2 separate regions of the Homo sapiens genome follow, and region 2 is linked to region 1. Evidence: chromatin loops called from intact Hi-C (ENCODE). Cell type or tissue: K562. All regions are shown on one strand. Region 1 overlaps ATG5 (autophagy related 5). Region 2 has its middle 180 kb from the start of LINC02836.

Region 1 (2,500 bases):
GGAGCCAGATTATCGAGAACCTTGTAAACTAAATGAAAGATCCTAAAAATGATGAAAAGCCACAAAGGTTTTAAGCAAGCAAGTGACAAGATCAGACATGTGATTTGAAAAGATCACTCCAACTGCAGACTAGAAAATGGAAAGAAGGGAAAACTAAAAGCAGGAAACTGGTTACTACTGTGCAATTTGATCTCCTTCTTTTTTTTTTTTTTTGAGATGGAGTTTCACTCTTCTCACCCAGGCTGGAGTACAAAGGCAAGATCTCGGCTCACTGCAACGTCTACCTCCCAGGTTCAAGTGATTCTCCTGCCTCAGTCTCCCAGGTAGCTGGGATTACAGGTGTCCACCACCACACCGGGCTAATTTTTTGTATTTTTAGTAGAGATGGGTTTCACCATGTTGGCCAGGCTGGTCTCAAACTCCTGACCTCAGGTGATCCACCCACCTTGGCCTCCCAAAGTGCTGGGATTACAGGCGTGAGCCACTGTGCCTGGCCTGATCAGTTTTTAAGCAGTAGTCTGGTCTAGGCTGTAGCAGTGGGGGATGAAAGGGATCAGATAAGTCTGAGAGACACTGAGGTCTCTGGAGTAAGTTACCGACTATCTGGGATAAGAGAGAAGGAAGGAAGCACCAAACGATGAGTCCCAGGTTTCAAGTAAGAGTAGTTCTTCTTGCCAAAACAGGAAGGGAATAAAATAATGCAGAGGACCAGATTTTTTTGGGGGGAAAGCTGATGAGTCCAGTTTCTAACATACATAGTTTGAGCTCCTATAAGACATCTAAGTGAGGATCTCCAGCAGACAAATATATAGGTTTGGAGCTCTGGAGAAAAATATTGGGAATTGTCAAGATATAAATGCTTGACAAAGACATAAAAATGGACAAGAACTCCAGGGGGTAAAAAGTGAAGTGAAAAAAAAGAAAGCAGAGCCCTAAGAAATACCAATATTAAGGAATAAACAAAGGAGAAAGATCTGGCAAAAAAGACTACACACACACACACACACACACACACACACACACACATAAAAACCAGACAGGCAAAAGCAAAACCAAGGATACTGAGCACTGCAGGGCTAACAGGACAATGCCACAAGATGGGAGAAGCAACCAACAACATCAAACACTGCTGAGATAAAGCAAATGAAAATTAACAAACAGACTCTGAGCTTGGCTAAAAAAATACCATTAGTGACTTTGGCAAGAACAGTTTTCTTGGAATAGTATGAAAATGTGATTACAGAAAACTAACTGGTAGGAGGTGGAAGGCAGAGAATGACTATAAGCAACCTTTTTAAGAAGTCTAGCCATGGAGGAAAAGCCAAAGTTGAGAGATGGGGTCAACAGAAGGTTGTTGTTTCAGGATAGGAAGGATTTATGACAACACTAAAAACTGTGAAGGAGCCAGCAGATAAGAAGTTGAAAGTAAAATAAACAGAGAAGGCAGAGGTGGAGGTGGGAGAAGATCAGATACCACCAGCTTCCTGAGAAGGCAGAAGATAGAGGGCTGGGCCTTGCCTAGAAGGAAGAATACTTCTTCCATTATAACAGGAGGGAAAGAGAAGTAAATGTGTGGGATGCAGATAGGTTTTGCAGATTTGGTGACAGAAAGTTAAGGGAGGTCCTATCACACCTATCATATCATTTCTCTTTTCTTCATGAAAGAGGAAGTGAGGTCACCTGTTCAGAGTGAAGGAAGAGGTCAGGGCTCAGAGACATAGTCATAGTGGAATAGGGCAGACACCTGACTAAGGATACATAAACGGATCGCTGCCTAATGTTAAGGGTCCATGACATTGATGACCATGGGTCCAATCATGATTTCCTCTAGAAACAAGTCACAAAATAGCAATCCAAATGAGTATATGTGTTTTTATACTGGATAATCTAAATGAAAAGCAACAGTTTAAATGAACATAAACGAAAAAATACAAATTGAAAAGTTATCTAGTTTCTACAAATTTCCTTACCAATATTCTCTGAAAAATAAAACATAATGCTCAGTGATAAACATATAGGATATAGGCGGAAAGATTATGCACAGAGGCAACAAATCAAAATGCAGAAAAGAGGAATATATGTACTATTAATATTAAAAATATGTTCAAGCTTAATTGACAGCAAGGGACATATTATCTGAACTACAGCTATATTGGCACTAAAATCCTCATCTGTAATTCTAAGACTAGCCATCACTGATGTTTTATATATTTTCTTCCTTGTACGTATTAACTTACACTTAAGCATGTACATATTTAAATAGCAAAATTTGGATTGTGCCATATGGTTTTAAATTCCAGTTTTTTGTTTTATGTTTATTATATGCCAGTCACCCAACAGTCTTCAAAAACACAAATCATGACTGTATAAGAGGTTTCTCTGGGTGAAGAATTAGGAAGAATTCAAGAAAAAACCAATTACCTATAAGACAAGACAATCCTCTTTCTCCTACAGTTACTGTAAACACTCTTGCCATTTTCAATTTGATTAGAAACACTAG
Region 2 (2,500 bases), 500 kb before region 1:
ATTTTGGATACTTTCACCCTTCTAACTTGTGCATGCACCCACACATGCATACGCACACACACACACACACACACACACACACACACACACCCTTTCCTTCCTCTCCCACACTCTCCCTGTCTTACAAAATGTGCATAAGCACTGCAAAATCACTCTGCTTTCACTGATTAATCACAGCCTAGCTAACTTCACACCATTAAGAATGAAAGTACAGCTGGAAATGGTGTGGTGGAAAGGCTAAGACCAGCAGAAGGAGCAGATAATTCTACTTCTATTGGGCCACTAGCCGGCTGTGTGACCCTTGCCTTTTGGCCCTCACTTTTCTCCTGCTGTAGATGGACTCTGAGTTTCCTTCAATGATATTGCACAAAGGTGCATGTCTCCATAATTCCTCAGAAGGAGGAGCTTCCATTGCTTGTCTCCCAGTTTGTACCAGGACACTGTCAAAGCCAGAGCAAGATCTGATTTTCTGTTTGCTTAGAGTGCAAGTTGGTTTATTAAATAAAAGTGTGGTGGGACTGCTTCCTGTCTGTTTTGGCAACAAGACACTTGGAAATAAGAACACAATAAATGGAGTTTCAGCACTCAATACTCACTCTCCCTTTCCAAATTGAGACTACTTTGATAATTTGTGAGAGAAAGGAGACCCCTCAAACAAGGGCAAGAGATTGCACAATAGAAACCCAGCAGGTAAAGAGTTGTATAACTAATTCAGCAGTTCTTTGTATAGCTGAAATACCATAATTTCCCAAATTACTTTCTTTCACATTGCCGTACATGAGAGCAGTTGAGGTCTTGGCTTTCTCTTAACCCCAAACAGGTTACATCTTCACAAGTCTAAGGAGATTTTCACCTTGAAAATGTCTGATCCACCATGGGGTTGTAGCTATCCCCTGTATGTGAGACTATTTGCCTTTCCTCCAAAAGCCAAGACCAAAGATGTCACTGTGGGCAGGCAAGACACATTTACTAAAGTTTATTTTTTCTATTGCAAAGTAAAAACCAGGATGTGGAGGCTGATGGAGTGTGGACCAAATAAAAAATCAGTGGAATTGGTTTCCTTCCCGAAAGCATAAGTTTACAGGTGTGCTTGGAAGTTGTAACAAGATACCTGGTGGGAATTCCAATGCACTTCCTCTTTTGGAAGAGTAAAGGAGAGAATTAATTCTGGCTCCTAAGATCAGGACTGAGACTCTTATCAGAACATGACTTTTTGTGAGTGCTCTCTAATTCCAGTCTGAACACTGCCAAACACCAGATGTTCAGAGTGGTAAACCGTTGGAGTTCTCTGCAAAATCTGTTCATCTAATTGCACTTGGGTGGTGGTTGTCGCTGCTGCTCTCCTGCTCCCACCCCAATACCATGTGGTTTTTTTTTTTAAGGTTAAAGTTCAGCCCTAGCTAAAGCTGCATTCAGAGAGTGGGAGTCAATGTCTGGCCACAGAGCAGAAGGAGGTGGGGAGGGTGACTTTCTCTGTAGTTCTGTGTCCTAGATTTTCTGAAATGATTACATTCTGAGGACTCAGAGGCAGCTCACACTTTCAAGTCTGAATGCTGACTCATGTCCTCCCCTTCAGGGCAACGGAAAGGAAGGGTGGAGTTGGAGGATCTGGGGCTGTAGGGTAGGAGCAGGCAGGGGGGTGGTGGGGAGCAGAAAGAGGGAGTGAGGACACTTGCAAGTCTCTGCTGAACAAAATCCTTCCAACTTTCTTCAAGAGTCAAGAAACCTGACAGTGGAGCCTATGCAACTGCCCAGATGGCACATTTTTTTTTTTTTTTTGGTCTTTTTAGCCTTCTCCTTTCTTTGTTTTCCTTTGAGACCTTCAGGACCTACATAGTTAGTAAAGAGGAGGGGGAATGTCAAGTGAAATGAGTCAAATAAATGGAGGAAAACAATAACAAAAAATCCCCCTATAACTTAGGGTGATTTAGAAGGGAATCTTTGCTGAGCCTTAAAGGTGCCATTTCCTCTAGTGACTTTGATGGGTTCACAAAAGTTTGGGTCATTCACTCAGCTGGCCATTCACAGGGGCTTTGAGTAGCTTAATCTTTTAGCTAGTCAGCAGTTTGATAGTGTCATTTATCTGGCCATTGACAGGAGCTCACACACTCTGTCTAGTCTCAAGCGCTGTCCAAGTTCCTCTATCAGAAAAGTCACCTGTGATGGGACCAGAAACCAATATACCTCCAGTGACCCAGGACAGGTTTAAACCCAGCTTTTTTTTAATTTTTTTTTATTTTTTGTTTGTTTGTTTGTTTGTTTTTGAGATGGGGTATAACTCTGTCACCCAGGCTGGAGTGCAGCGGCGTGATCTCAGCTCACTGCAACCTCCGCCCTCCAGGTTCAAGTGATTCTCATGTTTCAGCCCCCAAAGTAGCTAGGATTACAAGCATGTGCCAACATGACTGGCTAATTTTGTATTTTTAGTAAAGATGGGGTTTTGCCATTTGGCCAGACTGGTCTCAAACTCCTGGCCTCAAGCAATCCGCCTGTCTTGGCC

What was found. Peaks named below come from ENCODE experiments on the same cell type or tissue, not always from the same donor. Only the 100,000 strongest peaks of a DNase experiment are listed, where the experiment ranks them.
Region 2: a loop joins it to region 1, with 2.9 times the contacts of the local background. A loop is called at or near these places in 1 of 110 quality-filtered maps.

The regions. Positions count from the first base shown.
Region 1 is chr6:106,311,635-106,314,134 of GRCh38, forward strand. All of the region lies in intron 2 of ATG5 (autophagy related 5), which reads right to left. Among named protein-coding and RNA genes, the nearest start is that of ATG5, 13 kb to the right of the region's middle. In K562, no CTCF peak of the experiment used is centred here; DNase peaks (open chromatin) are centred at 567 and 1,437.
Region 2 is chr6:105,809,173-105,811,672 of GRCh38, forward strand. No RefSeq gene overlaps it. Among named protein-coding and RNA genes, the nearest start is that of LINC02836, 180 kb to the left of the region's middle. In K562, no CTCF peak of the experiment used is centred here; DNase peaks (open chromatin) are centred at 1,529 and 2,079.